Regions from separate parts of the Mus musculus genome. Here all the other regions are linked to region 3. The links are chromatin loops, found by intact Hi-C in ENCODE. Cell type or tissue: left cerebral cortex. All regions are shown on one strand.

Region 1 (8,000 bases), 54 kb after region 3:
CATATATACACATATACACACAGATTCACACATATATATATACTCACACACATACATACACACATACATACACATACACACATACACACACACATACAAACACACATATATACACACATACATGCACACACATACATACACACACACTAATAAATGTAATTTTAAAATTAAAATAAAGCAGTGTTTTTAAGGGGGGTATGATATAGTCACCCAGCAATAAACAAGCTGGACAGACAGACAGCAATGTCTGTCCTAGGGCCAGCTCTTTAATTTAGGTGAAGTTAAAATGGACACATGGGCCTTTGCCCAAAAGTCAAGATTAAGTGTCTATAAGACATTAATTTATTCTTCTGTCAACTTTTCCTGTTTGTGTTCCCCCTGTATTGTACTTCCAAGGCATTAGCATGAACTTTATGGCTTCCCTTTGCATGGCATTGTCTACGCCCTGTTTACACAGGAGCAGAGCAGCATTTAACTTATAGCGTTCACAATCACAGTTTGTGCTTTGTGGCTCCCGTGCGCGGGGAGGTCTTATTCTTTCCAGAACACTGGGCGTGCTCTACAGCCCTAGCTCTACATTTTATTTTATTTTGTGAGCCAATGAGTTTATTGGGCTTACTCATAGGGTCATGTGTGAGGGGTTAACCAGAGAGCAGGGGTGTGGTGGATTGAATGAAAATGGCCCCCAGAGGCTCAAAGGGAGTGGCATTATTAGAGGCGTGGCCTTGTTGGAGTAGGCGTGGCCTCGTTGGAGGAACTGTGTCGCTGTGGGTGGGCTTTGCTCAGGAGCTCAAGCCAGGCCCAGTATCACTCTCTCTGCCTGCTGCCTGCCATCCAGACGTACAACTCTCTGCTACCTCTCCAGGACCAGGTCTGCCTCTGTGCTGCCAAGCTTCCTGTCATGATGGTAATGGACTAAACCTCTAAACTGTAAGTCAGGCCCAATGAAATGTTTTCCCTTATAAGAGGTGCTGTGGTCATGGGGTCTCTTCACAGCAGTAAAAGCCTAACACAATGGGTGAGGGGTTATAGGATCATGGGTGAGGGGTTATAGGGTCATGGGTGAAGGCTTACAGGGTCATGGATGAGGGGTCACAGGGTCATGGGTGAGGGGTCACAGGGGCATGGGTTAGGGGTCACAGGGGCATGAGTTAGGGGGTCACAGGGGCATGGGTTAGGGGGCCACAAGGACATGGATGAGAGGTTATAGGGGCATGGGTGAGAGGATACAGGGACATGGTCTTCACTTTCTGGTCATTGAGATCCTCTGACAAATAACACTTCACATGTTGTTTTTGCCATGAAGGGACACAACTCAAGGGTGACCCCTGACAGCAGTGAGTATCAGCTGAGCTCAGTTCCTCCTTTTAGGGCTCAGTTCCCCTTTCCCCAGCCCAACAACGTCTACAGCTTCATTTACTCAAGTCAGCCTACTTCCCTCTTTCATCAGTGTAGAGCTTCTAGCAGGTTCTCCCCAGAAGGGACACTGAGTGGATGTTTATAAAAGCTCCAACCGTGACCTTTCTTTAATTCCTTTACATGGAGAATTCTCTGGTCCCGTCTGTGAAGTGGGGACTGTTACTGTGTCGGTCCCAGAGGAGGAGGAGCTGATGGAGACATTCTCTGCCCTGAGGCTCACAGACAGGAAGTCATAGAATCATGATTCAAACCCAGATCTTCAGGTTTCTAGAGCCCCAGAGGTCAGGTCATTCTAGTATCCCTGAGGGTGTAGAAACATGGGACAACAGTCCTGTGAAAAGCTTTGGGGCACATGCAGATGTATTTTTAGACTAACAGTGTACCAGCTTAACACATAATTAGATTGTCACTGTCACCTCAGAACAATATGAAGAGGAAAAAAACAAAAACCAAAATACAGCGGGGACTCTGTGGTCACACTTGCTGTTGCTACATACGCAGGCAGAGTCTGCTGTTGCAGGGACTTGGCTAACTCGGGAAAGCCACACCCTGGTTCTGAGGATGCTGGGCACTCAAGCTGTGACCTTCTTTGATCCAAATGCAGGAACTGGAAATGGTCCTTGAGGTTTCGGATGGGGAGGGGGTGGTGTGGGAATCATTATGAGAGAGGAGATGATTCTTCTCAGAGACATGAGAGAAACGAGGCATTGATGATTGTGATGCTACTCTTAGCGTCCCGCAGCTGTTTCCATGGAGCTATGGAGAAACCGAGCCTGGGAACCGGTATTCTGATGCACCCTTCAACCCTGGAAACACAGTCTGAAGATGGCTGTCCCTGTCGTTGGGTGCTCACATGGTCAACAGGGCTGCTGTTCTTGATGCTTATCTGTAACTCTGCAGCTGGGTATTTCCCGGTTGCCTAGCTATTGAGCCAAGCTAAAATAATATCAATCAACTTCACAACTTACTATCTAACTTTTCTAAACACTTATAAATCAAACAGCCTGTTAATTTATTTATCTAGCTCCTGGGTCTTCTATGTATCCCTGGCTAGCCTGGAGCTCACAGAGATCTGCCTGCTTCTACCGCCCAAGTGCTGGGATTAAAGATGGGTGCTACACTCTGTTTTTGCTTTTTCTTTCTTTCTTCCTTTCTTTCTTTCTTTTTTTAATAGAATTTTTATCTTTAGAAAAAAATCAAGTGCAGCTGATTTCTTTAGCATGAGCCTGGCTCATTTCTCTATCTTAATTCAAGGTCATGCTCAGTGCCAGAGAGTCTGAGGCCAGACCCAGATACATGAGACTCTCTGAAGAGAGAAAGAGGAAGAAAGGAAGAGAGAAAGAGAGAGAGAGAGAGAAAGAGGAAGGAAGGAAGAGAGAAAGAGAGAGAGAGAGAGAAAGAGGAAGGAAGGAAGAAAAGAAGGAAGAAAACAAAAGAAAAGAAAGACAGGAGGGAGGGAGGAAGGAAGGAGGGAGGGAAAAAGAAAGGAAGGAAGAAAACAAAAGAAAAGAAAGACAGGAGGGAGGAAGGAAGGAAGGAGGGAGGGAAAAGGAAGGAAGGAAGGGAGGGAGGGAGGGAGGGAGGAAGGAAGGAAGGAAGGAAGGAAGGAAGGAAGGAAGGAAGGAAGGAAGGAAAAGTAAGTTGGAGATGATGCTGTATACTGCTTAATGAGTTTCTGCCATTTCATGTCAAAAATGGCAGCCAGTGATGTTCTCTTGGACAGAAGAGGCGGTGTGAATACCTCTTGGCTGCAGAGGCAGTGTAAACCATTGCATGCCTTAAGCACTAAGTTACTCTTAGGGACGAACAGTTTGAGAGAAGAAAACTTCAAGTTGAAAATACCAAACTGAAGAAAGTGAGCTGCAAGCAGAGTTCAAAGCAGAGCCGCCAATGCCATCGCCAGCTGGCTCTGCCCCGGAGATGATCGACTCGCAAGGTTAGAGCGACTCAGTGGACACTCCCAGCAGCCATCTCCACTGGCCCCATAGAATGGATTAAAAGGGGGTAGAGGAAGGTGAAGTAGACAATGGTAAAGGCAAGAGGTGTGGAGAAGCTGCTGCTGATAGATCGGTACTGGGATGTTTGGCGCATGGGATCCGGATCTGAGCCATTTGCCTCATTCCACCCCAAAGCAGATTCTCTTCATGGAGAAGTGGGTGTCAGAAAAGCTGCTCCAAGAATAGTTGCCGCCGGGCTGGTGAACGGCGTTCCCACGGACCAGATGCAAAGTCAGATGGTGAATTACTCGGTTACCCCAAACCTGCAAAGGTGTAGTGGGTGATATGCTGATGGTGGGGGTGGAGTGGGGGGTGGTAATGGAAATCCTGGCTCCTCCTAAGAGACTCATCTTTCTTGGGACAGATGGCCTTAGACTCTTTTCTTGAAGAGGCTGGTGTGGAGATAAATCCCCAAAAGACCTTAAGCAAATCAACCTCACCTGCATGCTAGGAACGAGCCAGCGTGTGGCCCCACGCAAGGAAAGGGGCTCCTTAGAAGTCAGAAGAGCAGGGGATTGGCAGGGCTCGAACCATGACCAGGAGCAGACTGGAAAGGAAGAGATACTTCAGAAGGGAAGTGTTTTGGAGAGAAAAATCAATGATGATTTAAAAAAAAAAACAACAAAAAAACCGTATTTTGCACAGATAAAAGAAACAGAAACTCCCTGTAGAGAATCAGGCCTGCTTGGAAAAATTTATACCAAAAGTTTTGTAAAAAATCCCAGCTTCAGAACATCATACACACTTTGTACTTGTTAACTTTGTGTTAACATGCAGTGGGAAGCTGATCCTAGTTTGGGGCCAGGTGTATTGGCCCAAACCAACATGTTTTATGTGTGTGATGCCTGCAGACCCAAAAGCTCTGGACTGAGTACACAGAGGTCAAGCTGGCCACCGGACTGGGCAGATGGGTAGCCCACGGGTACGCTGGTGAGCACACTAATGTTGCAGGTAGAGTTAACACTGCTAAGAGCCCCAGCTATGAGAAGGGAGAGTGGGCAGGGAGACATCTGCGACTGAATGGAAAAGTTAATTAATTACCAAGCCTCAGGAAGACAGGGAGGCATAGTATTCCAGAGAGGAGGCTGGCTGCCAATGGCTGTCGATTTGATCCGGCATGTGTAAGTAATAGAAAGCAAGCAAAATTAATCGGCTGACACAATTCCCTTTAATGAAAATGAGGTTGATTGCAAGGAAGGGATTTTAAGGCCATGGCTGGGTCTCAGTGTAGGAGGAAGAGCTACATATAAACAGGATACATATGGAGATCTAAACTTGGTGGGGCCTTGAAAGGAACGAGAAGGTTCTCTTCAGAGTCTGGAGAATAAGGGGTGTTATTCTCTGAGAGCCATTAGAGCCTCTTCAGAGAACCCCTCCCCTCCACAAACCTCCCCAAGGGTTCTTCAGACCCAAATCCCCTGAACAAAGGAGATGTCCACCTTTTAGGGTTGGCAGGAAGTGTAATATCACGTGATTTAGATCAACACAGTAAATTTGACAGAGAGCATGGAAGGGTAAGGTACTATGTTTGAGGGTTGTTGAGCCACAGCGCAGACAACTTCTTAATTCTTTCTGTCCAAGAGAGCTGCAGTGAGGTGCGGCCTGACCCAGACTGTGGGATCTGGCCTAGAGGTGCAGGTCCTCCTCCTGCAGTAATGAGATAGACCGCTGTAGATCTCAAAAGACCAGGGTTTGGAGGTCTTGTGGGTTGGTAGCCATCGGGGATGCCTGGATGGTGAAGGCCAAGCCAGAGCCTATAGTGCCTTCAGCTTTATAACAACTATCATGATTTCAAAACAAATGCCAACTGTTTCTCTGCATTCTGTGATTTGCCCTATCCAGTCATCTGACTCTAGCTGAGGAGGGATGGTAGGGACTCAGTTTGCAGTAAACTAATCAGAAGTATAAGTCCCAACCTAGGGTTTATGGGGTTAAACCTCCAGGACCCTGACCTGACCTGTGGTATGTGTCTCCAGGTTGGTGCTGTCAAATGAGCTGAATTGTAGTATACCCAGCTGGTATTGCGAACTGGCTTAGTGTGGAGCAGTATTCCCGCAGATAGATATATGCTGAGTGTTAAGTAAGCAGTTTGCTTGTATTTCTATTGCAGTTATTTGTGTGTGTTTATGTGTTACATGTATATATGTGTGTTTTTTGTGTGTTGTGTGCCCACAGTACATTGTGGGTAGCCTGTGTTTGCATCTTTGTGTGTGCATTTGTGGGAGTAGTGTGTGTGGTACATGTTATGCATTGTGTGTGCCTGGGTCTGTACGTGTGCTAGAGTATATGTATGTGTCACACATGCATTACCTATTGTGTGTGTGTTGTCTGTATGCATTGTGTATGCTGCATGTACATTGTCTGGGTGTGCACTGATCATCTGCTTCTTGTTTGGGGAGTCTGAGTGAAGCCACATGAGCATTGTCCTATGGATGGCATAGATCTGCTGCATCATTGCTCTTAGTTAAGTGCCTGAGACTTGCTGACATGCCCGCTGAGTCACACAGTAGGAGATCACTTGCAGGAAACTACTCAAGGTTCCAAAGGGCTTGCACCAGCTCCTGGGCAGGACTGCCCAGTGCTTCCTTTCCCTGCCTCCATTCCGCCCCTCAATGCAGTCTTCATTTTTGTCTGGTGAGGATGGAGCACCACCACACTGAGGTCTGCGTTGCCCTGACGACCAGTTGAGCTGAACGTATGTGCTTACAGAGTTTCCGATTATTTTTAAAGAGAATGTCCAATAGTCTGATCAACATTTTGCTCACTGATTCCTGTAAGAACTCTCAGGGGTTTGACTCGAGTTTGCCTACTTTAAATTGAATTATCTTTTGGCTGTTAAAAGTTTTAGAATTACAGTCTGGATCAAAGTCCGTTGCCATATATACAGGGCAAGTGTTCTCTCCCAGCTACGACTGCCTTTGGCCTCATCTTATTGTCTTCTAATGAACAGAAGTTTTAAATTCAGAAGGGGACAAAAAAGGGATGTTGGTCTTTGTAAGTTTCTTTCTTTTTTTCATTGTTTAAATAAGTCCACTCGTCCTTGCAATCAAATGAGTCCATGTTTTCTTCTTCCTCCTTTCTAGTATTATTTTAAATGTTGAATGAATAGAAAAGTGATTAGTATGACTATTTTTATCTGCATTTGTGTGTGTGTGTGTGTGTGTGTGTGTGTGTGTGTGTGTGTGTGTGTAATGAGCTACACATGGTCTATGCGTGTCTTGTGGTTAACTGTGGGACACTAAGCACCCAGGGTCTTTATCTCTAATCTTTGCAACAATTTGCAAAACCTGTGCTCCTGTTCCCAAGGTTCAAGGCCTCAGGTGGGGCGATTCTATTAAGAGACAGTGAGTGGGCCAAATCTGGATAGCTCTGGAGTTCCATTAGCAGTAGCCATGCAGATCTGCACCCGTGTGAGCTCCCGGGTGCTCTGTGGTAATGCCTCCAGATGGTACATCAAAGACATCAGAGGGACATCCACTGGGGCCAGGGCAGCGCAAGCCATCCATCCCCTTCTGCACCTATGGGACGTGTGTGACTAAAGCTCTCAGTGTGAGCCTCTCACCTTTCAAATTGTTTATTGAAGGACCTGCACACTCGGAGGGCTCTTATGAAACTGCCTTTTTGTGGCTTTGGTCACAGCTCCGGGAGTGTGAGGCACCACAGGAAAGGACAATGGGGCCACCCAACAGGTGCTGGAGGGCATGGCAGCCCGACGGGGGCCAGCGGCCACACACACATCTTGCTTCTTCAGCACAGGGGGCAGGTGTGGGGTGGGGTGGGGAAGAAGTCATGCTTAGCCTGTGGCAATGCCCAGTGACTATGGAATGAATGAAAGAACTTCTCTTCTGGGAATATGCTTTCCCATTGATGACCCCTTCTCCCGGGACCTCTGCTCCCTTACTGGTCTGCTGGTTTCATGTTGAATTTTTTTTTCCACTTTGAAAACTCTGGGATTAACACTGGGTTTCTGGCATCTTTATGATAAACCGCTCTGCTGGGGGAACAGTTAGGGCTAGCCAGCATCTCCTGGTGTAAGGAGATTGGAGTTAGTCAGCCACAGTTCCTGGCTGAGGCTCCCTTGTGATGCGCACTGACTTAGGGAAGCTCTTCCAAGATCAGGACCCGCAGGGGAGAATGAATGGATTCGTCTCTTCTCTACCCCTGAGCAGGCAGTGACCTTGGGTCCCATACCCATGGTCTGCACGCTTTCAAGTTTTGCGGCTTTCAAAAGGAAGTTGGAGTACAGGTGGTGAGCAGCTTTGTTGAAATGGTGAGGCTTAACACAGTGTGTCAACCACTTACATCATTCTCTTTTTCAAGTTCCGAGTCTCCATTACTGCGAAGAGGTGCAACTGGGACTGCAGGCACCAGGGCCTCAGAATGAGCTCTGTGCACCTTGCTGGGCTCCTACTGTATCTTTGTCTTCAGTTGACCTTCAAATATCCCAGCTATGGCTGTGGAGAGTGAGATATTTTCCAACCGTAACAGTCCTACTTGACTCCCATGGAGACCTCCTCATAGGTCTCACGAGCTTTATCAAAAATGAGTGACCTAGGTTGAGTAGACCACTCAGTGTAGAGTGCT
Region 2 (8,000 bases), 70 kb after region 3:
ACATTTTGTCTATGGACAAAATGGAACTCAGAAGCCCTTGTGAATGCTGGAAAGTATTCAGTTATGTTCAGCCTTCCTTCCCATCAATGTGGTTTAGAAAGCTTGGCTCTTTAGAAAATGAGTTTGCAGTTGGCCTATGTGTCTTTCCATAGCAGGCAGCTCTTTAGGTCTCCTGTATGCACACACACATGTCCTATTATGTGTGTGCATACCTAACAGGCATCTGTACGCACGTGGCAACTTAGATGAGCCTGATCAGTTTTTCCTGCCCTTGTGTGTATGTCTTCCTCATCAGTTTAGGCTCCATGCCGTTCCCTCTCCTTCTTCTCTTTTCCCCCATGATATTAATTTTTGTAATGGCTCGAAGAGCAGCATTGTTTCCTAATGCTTTCTCCTTGGGCTGTAGACAATGAAGTCTCTGAATACCCTGGCCTTTGACTTGTATTTACTCGTCTGCCAATATCCTCCATTGATGCAGATCACTTACTCTGTATGCCGGGCACTCAGGGCTTTTCTTTTTCTGCAGTCGCTTATCTTGATTGTCCTTATTCTAGACGGAGCACACCTCCATTTCTGATACTGTAGCAGCCTGAGAGCTTCCTCTTCGCTCAGCAAATGCTGGGTACTGTTTACACAAGCCTTTTAAAAATACAGTTTAAAGAAGTACATGGATTATCGAGCAGAATAAGGGACTGATTAAGTAGAGAGAAGGTGAAATCCTCCAGTCATTCACAGGTTCCAGAACCTTCCATGGGGACACAGACCTGTCTTTATTTCTTCTCTCTTGTGTTAAAAAAATTACATGTTAAAAATATTAAAATTCACACACAGTCTTTTTACAGAGTGAGGCTGGAATGGAGTTTTAGGGTCATCGACAGTGCCAGAATACAATCTTGGGGTCTCACAGGCTGCAAGTGTTTCCAGAGGATCGGGTCTGGGCCAGGTGTCCCCAGGTCCTTGGTTGTATTAGTTACTTTCTGTTACTGTGACAAAGCTCACTCCAGTGACTCACCTACTCCAACAGAGTCAGACCTCCTAATCCTTCCCAAACAGTTTCCCGAACTGTGGACAAAGTATTCAAACATGTGAGCACATGAGCACATGGGGTCCATTCTGATTCAAGCCACCACATTGGCCTCTTACGAAAAGATCTGAGCACGGGGTTTTCATTATGTGTAACGCAGCAAGTGAACTCTTCAGAAGTCAAGCCAACAGAACAGATCAGAAGTACGTGCTCTCGGGTAGCCGTCCACATGGATGAGAAGTCCAAGGCCCCTAATGTTATTTGGAGTTTTCTCCTATGGGTTCAAGAAAAGGAAGAGTTAGCTACTAAGGGAGAAGTTCGGTTGATAGGTTAAGCTGTGTGTTTTAGAACTTTATTGCTGTGAAGAGACACTATGACCATGGAAACTTATAAAGGAAAGCATTTAATTGGGGCTGGCTTACAGTTCAGAGGTTCAGTCCATTATCATGGCTGGAAGCATGGCAGCATGCAGGCTGACATGGTGCTGGAGAGGTAGTTGAGAGTTTTACATCCAGATAGATACTCACGCAGCAGGAAGAGAATGCTACCCAGGGCCTGGCTTGAGTATCTAAGGTCTCAGAACCCACCCCCAGTGGCACGCGTCTTCCAAGAAGACTTGACCTGCTCCAACAAGGCCACACCTCCTAATTGTTTGACTAATGCTGAGCCTATGGGGGCCATTTTTATTCAAACTACCACACTGAATATTTACTTTCCATCTGTGAATGTCCTTTTTCATAATGTATCTGAGCTTAATCATATGCATGCCTACTTATGTATAACACGAGGGCCTCCCTTTAAGTTCTTTTGAAGGACGGTTTTGTCTTACAGCGTACCCACCCCAAACCAGCTCAGACTGGATCATCATTTTTATTCTCTATGTTTAGATATGTTAAGAATACACTTGAATGAAAACTGTCTAAATTTGGTTGTTGCTAGGGGCAGGAAAATCTACACTGGTATTCAGGAGAGAGGGGTGCGTATTTGGCCCAATTTGAGTAGGGGTTCTGAGGTTGCAAGGTGCATTTTTTTTTGAGAGAGAGAGAGATGTATGTTCATAGTCATTTCGGGTGATGGGATTAAGCTGGCAAGTGCATTATTGCAAGCAGAGCTGTATATTACAAAAACCAAATGAGGTTGCAGGTAACTAAACTGTCTCTCATATTTACCTCTCTCAGGAGGAACAATGAGCCACAGAGGAAAGCTCCTATGGTGATACTTTTTTCCAGGTGAGTATGAGATGTATCACCTTACCTGGGAACTAGGTGTGGGTGTAGCATGCCAGCCTTACTCTGCACAGAAGGAGGAAGGGACCAAGAGCTATGTTTGAGGGCTCCTGATACAAACTCAGTGGGTTTGGGGCTTGTCTTTACAGGCTTGCCTGCAAAAATCTTAAGGGAAACAAAAAGATTATAGTGAAGTTTCTGGTATTCCAGGTGCCTAGCAACAAATGAACTCTCTTCAGAAGAGTAGATTTCAACTCAAGCCTTGAAGAATTACAGCCCCCAGATCTCCCCGCACAGCAGAGAAATAGATCAGGGAGCAGAACAGAACTGGGGAAAGGAAGACATGCCGAAGAGGGATCAGTTTAGCAGCCTAGATACACTCAGACATGAAGGCTAGGGATATCAAATGTGGAGTAAAGTGTTTGCTATGCAAATATGAGGTACTGAATATCCAGTCCTAGAAGCCTCCCAAAAGGCAGGCACATGCCATCCCTGTGTGGGGAGACAAGTGGACCTCTGGGGCCAGCTGTCCTAGCTTGATAGGTGAGGCCCAGACGAGTCAAGGACACTATCTCAACACAGCCAATGTGAATAGCCACTCAGGGATGGCATTTGAGACTGTCCTCTGACCTCCACACACATGTACGCATGCATGTGCCCATACACATGCGTGGAATTGCACACACACACACACACACACACACACACACACACACATGTACACCGAGCATTCAAAGTCACAGAGACTATAGATTCCAGCCAGGAAGTGAAGAACGAATCAGATGCAGCTGAACACACCTGTGGCTCTCGTGAAGATTTGAAAGGTAAAGAGGAATGGGGGGAAGGGCAAAGAGAATAAACACACAGCCAACAGACGTGAATTCTGTTTAATACAAGCCAGCGGAAGTGGATGAGAAACTGAGGCTGAATCTACAGTCTGAGCTCACGGGTGTGGAGCGCAGATAATGCATCTTGAGATCACTACGATCTTTGTGCCATCTGGGAGCGTGGAGGAGGTGGTGCTGAGCTGTGGAATACAGGCAACCCGCTGAAAGAAGAGTCATGAGTCCTAGGAACATCACATCAGTCAAGGGAGTGGAAGGTGGGGTCAGTGCTGCGGTGGCGTCTATCCAAAGGGAGAGATGAAGAGAGGAGGATAAAGGCAATAAGCAGAAAGTATAACATAAGATGTCCCAAGTGAAAGCATCTACATATGTGCGGGCAAAACATCACTCATCGGGAGCAAGAGAGAAAGTACTGTTTGGGTATGGTGATTTGAATGGGAACTGTCCCCATGGGCTCTCATGCTTGAACACATAGTCTGCAGTTGGTGACACTGTCTGGGGAGGTTATGGAGTCTTTAGGAAATGCAGTCTTGAAGGGAGACACACACTGGGGACAGGTTTTGAGAGTGCACAGTCTCACCTTACTTACAGTTACTCCCTCTGCTTTCTGCATGCGGATGGAGATGTGGTCTTTCCACCTACCGCTCTGACCTCTTACTGCCTTATCTCCTCCACTGTTATGGATCCTCTCTCTGAAAATGTAAGCTCCAAATAAACTCTTTCCTCCATAAGGTGCTTTGGGTCATGATGTGTTTGTTACAGCAACAGAGTTCGAGAAAGAACGGTAGCTTACTTGGCGGAGTACTTGACTCAGCTGCACAAGACCCTAGGTTCCGCCCGCAGCACCAGCTGAAACTGGGTGCCTATAATCCCAGAGCTTGGGAAAAGACACAGGATGGTCAGAAATTCAAGGTTGTGTTCAGCTGTATAGTGAGGTAAGGGCTTCCCTGGGCTACACTGTCTAAATATTTGTTCTAAGAGGGTACAGATTTAATGAGTGAGAGTCAGGAGTGGAGTCTCATAATTCCTATTTAATGTAACCTCTAACATTTCCGAGTCCAGCGAATGTGCTATTGAAATTGATGAGTTACAAAATGAAAAAATGATTTGCTGAGTCAGTCGGCTCTGTAGATGGCGGCTCACACGTTTGAAAATGCAACATTTACAAAAGACCATTATTAATAGCATAGATTTGAATAATAAGGAAACTAAGGGCGAAATAAACAGAATTTGGGCAGGATATTTACATAGAAGAGTTTGGTAAGACATTATGCTTCCAATCATTCCAAATGCAATGATGACCAAACATGCCAAATGCATATTTGCATTCAGCATGTCTCCGTACTCTAGGAAGTTGATATTTATGATTCATACATAATACCGTATTACTTTTCAAAGTTATATAAGTCATGATGGAGTACATTTAAAAAAAATTTTATGCTCTGAAATTCTGAAACTTTACTGCAAGATTTGAAGAAAAACTACATATATACCTTTGTTGAGAGAAATACTTGGGATGGTGGAAACATTATTTCTCCCCTGAATGGCACTATAGTTGATATTTGGAGATCCAATGAACATACTGACAAGGTTCTTCTATGTAAGTGTAAATGTCCAGAACAGGAAACTCCTGGATGTGGGAAGGGGACTCTCGGCCTGTTCCTAGAGGCTGACTAAGGGGGTGCAGTAGGGTGTAGGAGGAGTGCTGCTAGCACAGAAACACATCAGGAAACTCAGTATAGAGACCCTGAAATCTACCAGGCCCATAGAAACCCGCCTGTGAAGAGACGGCCTTTGATCTCAGTTGGAAAAGTTGGTGCAGTGATTTCCCAAGGGAAGAGTAATGTCAGAGCCAATTAAAGACTCATGTAAGAAGTCATATTTTAGCGATTGCAAAAGATCAAAGGATGCCATGCGGAAGATGCTAACATGCCAACCTTAAAGGGTAAGCTTGAAAATTTCTAGATCATTAGAAGACACAATATGCAGTTTTTAACCCAGAGAAGCATTGCTACAGAGCACATTAGAGATTCTGTTAAAGCGTTACCAAAGGGGAAATGCTCTGCTGAAAACAGATAAAAGGCACGAGACTGCTTGCAGATAAAGAAGCAAGAAGCACAGGACTTAGCTTCCGTATAAACTATTAAAATACAGGTTATTTTGTGTCCATGCACATGCATATGCACATTTTCATGCATGCATGAATGTCCATGCACGTGTGGTGTATGCTGATGTATGCAAGAATATGTGCACCTGTGTAAATGCAAAAATGGAGGCCAGAGAACAGTGGGTGTCTTCCTCTATTGCTTTGGCACTGGTCTCTCACTGAACTGAAGTTTTCCCATTTGGCTAGGCTGGCCAGCAAGCACCTAGGATCTACCTTACCTATCTCTGACCGCAAAGCAGCCATGCCTGGCTTTTAAGGGGAGCTGGGGACTTGAAGTCTTCATAGCAAGTTCTTATTCTCTTTGCTCACCAGCCCTGTGAACTACAAATTTAAGTTTAACTCACTTTGCTTTTTTTTTTTTTTTTTGATCCATCTTTATTTTCTTAACTAAGATTTTATGTAACGTTTGAAACCAGTGAAATCTTAGGAAGTCTGGTTTTAGATGAGGGCTCAAGAAAGCCTGCGCTCTCAGTGCTGAGTCTGTCCGTGTGGACAAAGCAGGTGCTGATGGGGATGGGGCTGTCTGGGCCTATGGTCCCTGATCGGTAACCCCAAGGAGCTGGTGAACAGAAGTGGCTCATGCTGGGACAGTTTCTCAGAGGAGCCCTGGGGCTACTACCATGGGTCACTCTTTCCAATATCATATATATTTATGATATATATATATTATTTAATGTACACGTACACTGTCACCGTCTTCAGACACATCAGGAGAGGGCATCAGATCTCATTACAGATGGTTGGGAGCCACCATGTGGTTGCTGGGAATTGAACTCAGAACTTCTGGAAGAACAGTCAGTGCTCTTAACTGCTGAGCTATCTCTCTAGTCCTCTTTCCAATATCTCCCCCTCTTCACCCTCCCCCACCCTCGGGCTTGGGTTTGTCATATATGAGAGTCACCTGCTCCAAGGTATTCCTTGAAAAGTCAAGGCCAGGAGAGCTTGTCTCAAAAAACATGTCGGGCCACCGAACCTGGTGATCTGAATTTGATCCACAGGCCCCATATGGCAGAAGCAGAGAACCAACTCCTTTGAGCTGCCTTCTGACCTCCCGATGCATATGCTGTGGCACGCATATGTCCACACACGCTCACACACAAGTGATCAGAAGAGACAAACTGAAACAAAGCGGATGGTGCCTGAGAAACAACAGCTGAGGTGGTCCCCTGGTCTCCCCATTCCTGTCACACACAATAATCCTTTTGGGCTCCACCTGGGAGGGTCTCATGAGGACATTGCAGTCACCTCCCTGTGCCCTAGCTCACTGCCAGCTCTTACCCCATCCTTCCGTCTGGCTTTCTCCGGCTCAGCCTTGGGGTCTGGGCCTCACCGCTTCTCTGCACCCACTGTGCTGTGCGTACCACAGGCCAGTAGGCCTTTCCTTCTCGAAGCCAATGGCTGACTCTCTAGCACTTCACTAACTGCCACAGGCCACTGACTTCCTTCCTCCCGTGCAGATTTCCTTCTCAGAGCTTATGTGATGTGGCTGGCTTTTATTGTGCCGCAGGCCAGTTGTTTCCTATCTCTGGCTGCCAGCAAGGGCCGAGGGTACCACTGAGACAGGCTTGCCCATACCTGGGTGAGTTCATGGGATCCCACTGCAGGGAACTGGTGTATTGAGATGGTGTTTACCTCCCGTCCTGAGCGCATCCCTGTAAGAATGTGATGTTAGAATTCACCCCCTTTGGCCGCTGCCTCTCTCCTCTCACAGACATTGGCAGGCCTCCTATGGAGTCACAGTGAAATCTCAAGCTAACAGATGTGTAGGCGCCTACCTAGATTTCTTACCTGGGGAAGTGACTTTGCATCAAAGAGAGTTGTTGGTCACCATACATCCTGCTTTCCTCCCCCTCCGAGTCTCCTGGTTGGGAGTCAGAGGGCCTGACTGAAGGCTTATGTAATGAAACCACCTCGGTGCTGACTTTTTTTTTTTTTTTTCAACTTGACACAAGCTCAAGTCATCTGAGAGGAGGGAACCTCAATTGAGAAAATGCCTCTGTAATCCTGGCCTATAGATAAGCCTATGGGGTACTTCCTTGATGGTGGGTGAGCCCTGCCCACTGGTGGGCGATATATGAGAAAGCAAACCCAGCAAGCCAAAGAAGTCTGGCAGTTAACAGCTTTCCTTCAGGACCTGTCTTGAAATGTGTGTGTGTGTGTGTGTGTGTGTGTGTGTGTGTGTGTGTGTGTGTACTGCCCCCGCCACCATCCATGTGCTTCAAGCCCCTCGGTAATCGAATGTGACCTTAGAGTTTAAGATGAAATTAACCCCTTCTCCCCCAAGTTGCTTGGGTTATGGTGTTTTAACCATAACTCAGTAGAAATAAAAATAAAAATAGAAATCAGCAATAGAAATCCTGACTACCCCACCCTCCACAAAGCTGTCAGGCCCCCAGCTCTATGTGTAGGATAGGTTCTGCTTCACAGCCCCCACCATGCTGTCTCTGGTGCTAGACCCTGAGCTCTCCTTAAAACCATGCTGCTCTCTCTCTGTAGCATCAAATCAAGTCCTGAATGCCCAACCATCCATCTCAGTGCCAGTCACGAACCCCACAGTGGTGCCCTCTCATTCTCTGGGCCCAGAGCTCACAGGGTTACCTGCCTACCTTTTATCTCCCACGCTGTGGCTTCTGAGAATCTCAAACATAACTTGGAGATCAAACCAGTAGGACCCTCCAGCTTCCCTTCTGAACTCAGTTCCAGGGCCTTTCCTTTCTTCATAAATGGCATGTTGTTCA
Region 3 (8,000 bases):
CTGGTCAGTAGGCACCAGGGACTTGCCTGTCTCTCTCTCTAGGCCCGTGATCACCAGAGCTCTGCAGCACACCCTCTGTCCTGTGGAGCAGGTAGCCTCTGCCCTGTGTCCTGCTTCCACAATCTTGCCTTTTGCTTCCTGGACCTTGACTTTCACTCCCAGCTTCCTGCCAGTATTTTCAAACTAGGCAACGGTGGTGGCAGTGTGGGTGGTAACCCTCCCCAGAGGCCAGAAGCCATAGGGCTCCAGGACACTGGCTGCAATCAGCTGGCTACAGTCTCCAGTCTCAGAAGGAGCACAGGCAGTGTGATGTGGGCAGACTCTGTCAGAAGGTGGGATGCGGTTAGGTTCACCTAAAGATGAGCACATGCCCTGTATAATTATTCTTTGATCTCACAACAAAGACCTAAAACCTGGCCTCTTCCTCCTCTTTCTCTTCCTCCTCTTTTTATTTTTTTAAAAAAGTTAATTTATTTATTTACACTGTCATTCTCTCTTCAGACACACCAGAAGAAGGCATCAGATCCCATTACAGATGGCTGTGAGCCACCATGTGGTTGCTGGGAATTGAACTCAGGACCTCTGGAAGAGCAATCGGGGCTCTTAACTGTTGAGCCATCTCACCACATAGCAGCTTACAACTGTCTGTAACTCCAAGATCGGATACCCTCATACAGGCACACATGCATGCAAAACACCAATGCACATAAGATAAAAAGAAATACATTATTTCAAAAATCTGTATTTGACTTTCCAAGTATTTTTCTCCTCCTGGTGCTAAGGACCAAATCTAGAGCCTCATGGTTGTTAGACAAATACTCTGTCACTAAGCTAAGTCCCCGCCCTGGTTTCATTTTAAATTGATAATCCTAAGATCAAAGCACAGTTTTCATTAACTCTCTAGACACTAGAGTTATTTCAAGTGCTTGTTGACTGGGCTTTGTTGGTGTCGGCTTCTCTAAAAATGTGCACATGGCGTAGGTGGATTTCTATGTGCCTGCACATGTATGTGCATGTACGTGCGATTGCTTATGTGGACATTCGGGGGCCAGAGGCTGACATCCGATATCTTTTTCAATGCCTTCACCACCTTATTGTTTGAGGCAAGGTCTCTCACTGAACCTGGAGCTTGCCTCTTTGACGAGACTGGCTGGCTGAGGGGCCCTCCTGCCTCAGCTCCTCAGCACTGTGATGGCACCGTGTGCCACTGTGCCTGGCTTCTTACTTGGGTGCTGGGCATCTGAACTGAGGGGCTCGTGCTTGGGTGACGAGCACTTTGCCTACTGCGCTATCTCTTCCAGCTGCAGCGTTGGCTTTCGCTATGACAACTGGCTCTCCTGAGTGGTCAGTACTGAGTCACGCAGAAGACCCAGCCTGAGGCAGTCCTGCTGCTGAGAAGGGGCTCACTGATGGGCTTACAGTCCTTAGTAGGTGACTTCCATCATGAGGATGATCTCACATGGGCCTGACTCAGGTGAGCATTCTTAGATGTAAGTTTAGACTTTCTAAGGAAAGGGAAAAGGGGGCGGGGAAGGGAAGCTGACCCCTACCATGCAGCAGCTTTCTTTAGCAACACCACTGAGGTTCCACCTGGCTCTGGATCCCCTCTGCTTGACAATCTCTCCCATGGACATTGCAATCACTTAACTGGTCTGTTTAACTCTGTAAGTCCTTGAAATACATCTTTGTGTAGCTATCCGCAGGCAATCCATTTGCCATGTGTAAGCAGCAATAGATGCATACACAAATACACATACTATGCAGATGCATATGTGTGTATATGGTGCATATTCAGGGCATATGCATTTCAAATATGGTATACGACTATGTACACACGGGCACAGATATTTCCATGTATGAGTGTATATATGAGTGTGTCATACATGTGTATGTGTGCTCATGTACATACAGCATCTCTGGTTGATATGTCTCCGGGGGAACCCAAAAGATAAACTTGAGATGCTGGGATGAAAGCACTCCTTGCCAGGACTGTGCAGAGCTGGGGGCTGTGAGTTAGCAACAAGCCTTGGGCTACGGCAAGTGGAATGACAGGGTGTCATCAGAAGCTCTTGAAGAGTCGGTTGAGGAGGGGGAGACACAAGGCTTGCAGTGTCTGTGAGGCTTGTTAAGTGTGGTGTCACATTCAGGATTACAGAGTCTGTGAGTGGCTGCTGGCCTGAGTGGACACCTCTGAAGAGCTTCCTTCATCAGGCACGTTTAAGTCCCTTAGCCTGTGAGGTACCGTGTTGCCTGGCTCTCACTGGGCTTGCTGGCCATGAGCTACCCCAATCACATGGGGGTGTGTCGGGCTCTGAGAAAGGTCCAGGCAGCCGCAGACTATCCTCTAACATTCTCCTCACTGACTGAGCTTAGCACAACATGGCTGCCTTCCTGTTCAAGCATCATGCTCCTTTCTCCGCTGTGCTCTGGCCATCAGGGTTAGGACCCTCTAGGAAGTGGCCAACAGAGCAAATAGTTGCTGAGTAGAACTCGTGGGCATTTATGCTGTCTGTTGCTAATAAATACCTTAATATACAACTCTGTGTACACTGGCTTAATCATATGCCCACACGCTTGGAAAAAACATTGATATAAAATTGAAACAACTATTAATAAAGTTAATCTTTACCTAAAGAAGATAAAAATAAATATGATAGAACAACCTATACATATTATATACACAGATGTATATAATACACATTACATATGTGTATATATATGCACATATATCTGTGCATATACATACATATACACATATGGGGGTGCATGCGTGCGTGTGAGTGTGTGTGTGTGTGTGTGTGTGTGTCTGTGTGTGTGTCTGTGTGTGCATGCTTGTGTATGTAATTCACTATAAACAAGTCAACACAAAGGTCAGGGTAGGACTTCTTATAAGTCTGGAGCTTGGGAGGTGGAGTTAAGTTCAAAGACAACCTTGGCTACAGAGTAAAATCCCGTCTCACAGACTAACCAACCAAACAAACAAATAAACAAACAGAAACCAGGAGCTTGGGCACAGCTCAGTGGTGAAGCGCTTGAGTTTGATTCCTAAACCCTGAAAATAAATCTGTGTAGGAGTCAAGGCCCATACATGGGGATCAGAGGCAACTCGCAGGAGTCAGTTCTGGCTTTCCCCTTCCACCCTGTGTGAGTTGCAGGAAATCACACTCAGGCTGTCAGGCTTGGTGACAACTGCCTTTGGCCTCTGGGCCATCTTCCCATGAAGGCCTTTTTTTACTGTCCCTCAAAATTCAGCCATGTAACAAAATGCAGAAATCAACCTGCTGTCTCAGGGGGTAGAGCTCCCCTGGGGACCTTGGTTGCCTCCACTGGGAAGAACTCTATGTGGCAGAAGCCCTGATGCTGCCCCTTGTGACTCTGGACACTGAAGGTGAGTTGAGCGTGCAAAGACTCTCTGGAATGAGAGCCAGCAGGTGGGGCTCACTGAAGTGACTGGAGGTACGTGTTGTAAAGGGCAAGGCAACGTGGACAGGCTGCGCAGCGGCGGTGACGGAGAAGCCACAGGCAGGGAGGGCATGTGTGCACTGTGCAGGGACTGCAAGGCTCAGTAGGAGCACAGGAGGCAGGGTGTAAAGAGAGGTAAGGAGACAAAGCATGGGGCTGCGAGGCTCAGCGGGTATGCTCGGAGCTGGGCAGGCGGGAGGCACAGAGGCAAAGCCGCATTGGGTACAGGATAGCCAGCCAAGCACGGGCTGCAGGAGGGTCTATCCTACCACTCAGTCAGGGACAGCAAGCACGGGACGCTTTAGCACCTTTTTGTGGCCAGGCTTTGGGAAGGAGTAGGATTTGATCCTTGAGATTATTCCACCCGGTGACCAAGTCTAGAAACCACAACGGCAGAGAGGAATAGAGCGTTTAGTTTCAGAAAAACACATGCAAGGATATTCTTCGTCATGACATGCTACCTGGCCCCGATTCTGCAAATGCCCTGCCCGCTCCCTTCACCTGCCCCAGGGAGATTTCCTGCATGCAAGTCCGGATCATTTGAGAAGCTTCCAGAAGAGCCTATCATTCTGGCAGAGAGGTCAAGAATTTTCAATAAATAATTTCCCACTGAAGGCTACAAAATTAAAGCTGAGACAAGAAGCAGCCACGTTGTCTGTGGAAATCTTGTGTCTCAGACTCCACAAGAGACTCTAGTCACTGGCTGTTCAGTGGTGTCAGTGGTTGCAATATAACATTTTCATTTACACAATCCTGGGACATACGCAACCCTCGGGTCACAAGTTAGACAGATCTGTCTCAAGGGCACAGAATGATAAACACCAGGTGAGGCCACCAGGGGGCACTGTGGTTCAGAGGACCCTAAAGCTCCAGGGTGTGTTAGCCAACTCAAGGGCTCTCAGTCTGGTAAGAAGTACTAACCCTGGAATGAACAGGTTCAGTAGCAAGTGGCCAACCGCCCCTGTTGGAGACAGAACATGTGCCTGGTAGATATTGGGTTTTTTAGCATCTAGCAAGATAGAAGTCAAGAATTATTCCCTGGTGGTGCTAATGAGCTGGGATGTGCTCGCTGAAGACCCTAGATATGAGAAGAGATGCTCTTGTGAAGTAACCTAAGTACCAGCTCCGACATCCCAGATGGAGAGGGGACTTGAGGTTCTTCTCTCTTTGAAGGCATGGCAATGAAAGGGTTAACCCAACACAGGGCCATCTGGGCTCCGTTCTTATCTAGTGAGTGGCATGGAGTGGAATGTGCATTCTGGCCAAGACTCCTTCCTTCTCTGGACCTTTCTCTTGAAATCTTGCCAAGTGGCCCCTCCCTGCCTCCCCTAATCATTAGTCAAATCAATTTAAGTCAAGTCCCTAGTAATAAGGTGTCAATTGGTTGGGCCAAAGAAGTTGGGTAGCCAACCTCAAGGAGATACCTATCCGCTGGCCATGTTATACTGATATGCATGTTGGCAGACCTGTGCATGGCACACACGAGTTCACACAGACAGTACAAGACTGAACGTGGACGATATATTCCCCTTTTCTACATCTGACCGGTGGATTTTCTGATCTCCTAGGGGGTTTCTGTCTCACTCTGTATACTTCCAAAGAATGAAGAGAAAATAAAACGGCCGAGAAACCATGAAAACACGTCTAGCTGGGCGGTGGTCACAGGCTGAGGCTTTCTCAGACTCACTGGATTCCCAGATCTTCCGGGATGTGCTCAGAGTATCCATCCCGTGCTGACTAAAGCCTGACCTTCCCATGTGTCCAGACACAGCTGCTTCCCCAGCAGAGACGCCTCAGAGAATACTTACCACGGGATGGGCATTTGGGCTTCCTGGGTGGCCTGGAAGGAGAATATGTCATGGTTACAGTTCTGTGTACTTCTGTGTTTGTTCAAACCATCTACTTCTCAGATCTATCAGTATGATGGGAACATACTGGGGAGACTCAACTTTCTGCATCTGTACTTTTCTCTTTTACTGGATTTTTCACACATTCCACCAAGTAAGCTTTTCTCTTTGAGACAGGGTCTGACAGTGGCCTTGAACTCACAGATTCCCTACCCTGCTTTTTTAATGCTGGGACTGAAGATATGTGCCAACATCCTGGCCACACATGCAATCAAAATCTTCTAGTTTTTGTTTGTTTGTTTGTTTGTTTTTGTTATGGTTATCTTTCAGCTAATGATTCCAAGAATTTGAGTGACATCTAGTTTAATCACACGGTAAAGCCGAAGCCTCACCCTGTGTGAGTTTGGCAAATCTGACACCAGGTTGACAATGGCTAGCTCCCCCAAAACAGAGCCTCTTCTGTGCCGATCACTCACCCATCTGTGCACCAATCTTTTGGCATGGTACCGTGAGGACTCTTAGTAGCCCATCTGGCTTGTAAGAGTAATGTTCCACTAGCTGGAAAAGAAACAGGGAAGAAAATGGTTAAGAGAGAGAGAGGGGGAGACAGCGGATAAGTCACAGCCCTCACAGGTTTTAAAACCATCTAAACCCCAGATAGTCTCTTTTCCACAGGGTACTCGGGGGATGGGCCAAAGATGTCCTTGGATAGAGTCAACAAACTTTTTAGCCTTGAAGCAGCTGGTCACATGCATAGTCAAGAGTGGAGAGTGAATGAATGCATGCATGCTTACTGCTTAGTGAGCACTCTCTGCTCTTACACAGACCAGAACTCAAGCTTAGGGAATGGTGCCACCCAACAATGACCTGGGTCTTCCCACATCAATTAATGTAATCAAAAGAATCCCCATGGATATGCTCACTCTCTAATCTACACAATCCTTCACTGAGGCTCTCTTCTCAGGTGATTTAGATGGTATCAAATTAACAACTAAAACTAACCATCACGGGCAGGTGAGATGGCTCAGTGGGTAAGAGCACTGACTGCTCTTCTGAAGGTACTGAGTTCAAATCCCAGCAACCACATGGTGGCTCACAACCACCCATAATGAGATCTGACGCCTTCTTCCGGTGTGTCTGAAGTTAGCTAGAGTGTACTTATGTATAATAATAATAATAATAATAATAATAATAATAATAATAATAATAAAATTTTAAAATAGTTTAAAAAAAATAACCATCACGTAGCCAGATAGGGATACATTAGGGGTTCGGGGTCTCCATAGCATCTCCATCACTTAGTCCTTTATTGACTTAATTTTTTGTTTATTTGCTGAGATAGGATTTTTTCTATGTAGCCCAGGCTAGCCTTGAATTTACTACTTTTGATCCTTCTGCATCCACAGTTAATGTAGTTATGATATCAAATTAAGGAAGCGGAATGTGCTCAGTAGCAAATGTGGGGAGCTGGGTGAATAATGTTGGGGTGCTTGAGTTGCCTTGAGGCTTACTGACAGCTAGGTTGAGAACACATTGCAGAGCAGGTATGGGGTGCTCTTTGGACAGGCAGCTGTCTGCAGCCCAGGAAGAGTAGACTTGCTTTCTAAGCTGTTTTAACTTCCTGTGGTGGCTCGGCTATGAGGATGCTTGCCTAGGAGGGTGCTTCCCATATTGGTTATCCACTGGGATGTCACCTGAAATTCAGTGTCTACCCTGGCATTTCAGAGCTCCAGGACCAGCTAGGTCACAGTCCCTAGGGTTTTTGTTTGATCAGTTACAGTATGTGTGTGTGTGTGTGTGTGTGTGTGTGTGTGTGTGTGTGTGTGTGTGCATGCATGCACATGTTATTCCAGTCCCTGATGGCATGGCCTTCTGTCAAATTCTTAATGCTGCCCTAAAATACATGATCTTGAGGCACCAGGAACTTATGGCTCTAACCAGGTGACGGAGCCTGTTTGTGGCTTCATTGACTTGATGACGGTCTGTGTGAACATTTCTCACACAAGTCTTCTAGAAATCAGAAAGTGGGTTGATGGAGGGTATGGGACAGATAGCCTCGTTCCTCCTCTTGTTCCTAAGAGTTTTGGAACTAGCATCCCAGTGGGTCTGCATTGTGCCCTCCAGGAGGGAGGGAGAGACAGAGAGAGACAGAGACAGACAGGGAGAGACAGAGAAGAGAGTCCAGAGAAAGAAAGAGTCTAGAGAGACAGAGAGAGAGGCAGACAGACAAAGAGAGAGAGATACAGAGACACACAGAAGTGAGTCCAGAGAGAGAGAGACAGAGAGACAGAGACATACCTGCCAGAGGGTGTCAAACTTCTTCCCCTCAGGAATGGAGAGCTTCCCGGTCTTGTCCCTGTCAATGCGGTAGTGCAATACTTTCCCTTCGTGCAGCAGGCACAGAGCATAGGAGCCGCTGTTGTCTCTGGCCCTGATCCTGCGAGAGAGAGCACACACCATATTACCCCTACTGCGACCTTTTGACCTAGGAAGCAGTACCGTCACTACAGTTGGTGGCCCTGGTGGGCAGCAGGTGCTCTCCAGCACCAGCAAATGGGCAGGTGGTGGGCACGCAGCACCCAGACCTCGAGATGACAGGAGGGCTCTGTACCAGAGCCAGCGAGTTAGCCAGAGGGAAACGCCAAGGGTTGGAGATGGACTATGGCAAAGATCCAGCAGGGCCATGGCGCT

The links. Peaks named below come from ENCODE experiments on the same cell type or tissue, not always from the same donor. Only the 100,000 strongest peaks of a DNase experiment are listed, where the experiment ranks them.
Region 1: a loop joins it to region 3, with 2.3 times the contacts of the local background. A loop is called at or near these places in 10 of 42 quality-filtered maps.
Region 2: a loop joins it to region 3, with 2.4 times the contacts of the local background. A loop is called at or near these places in 5 of 42 quality-filtered maps.

What each region holds. Positions count from the first base shown.
Region 1 is chr13:52,566,055-52,574,054 of GRCm38, reverse strand. It overlaps Gm2848 (predicted gene 2848), which reads left to right and starts at 830. Exons shown (of 4, transcript NR_046069.1): 1 at 830-930; 2 at 3,220-3,355; 3 at 3,555-3,655; 4 at 3,781-4,175. In left cerebral cortex, no CTCF peak of the experiment used is centred here; DNase peaks (open chromatin) are centred at 1,386, 3,613 and 4,381; H3K27ac peaks cover 320 bases.
Region 2 is chr13:52,550,181-52,558,180 of GRCm38, reverse strand. It overlaps Gm33168 (a long non-coding RNA gene), which reads right to left and starts at 7,225. Exons shown (of 2, transcript XR_382373.1): 1 at 7,051-7,225; 2 at 785-1,298. In left cerebral cortex, no CTCF peak of the experiment used is centred here; a DNase peak (open chromatin) is centred at 3,258.
Region 3 is chr13:52,620,547-52,628,546 of GRCm38, reverse strand. It overlaps Syk (spleen tyrosine kinase), which reads right to left. Exons shown (of 14, transcript NM_011518.2): 4 at 7,608-7,746; 5 at 5,786-5,867; 6 at 5,271-5,302; 7 at 3,771-3,839. Among named protein-coding and RNA genes, the nearest start is that of Syk, 28 kb to the right of the region's middle. In left cerebral cortex, a CTCF peak has its summit at 4,303 (motif pointing right); a DNase peak (open chromatin) is centred at 4,314.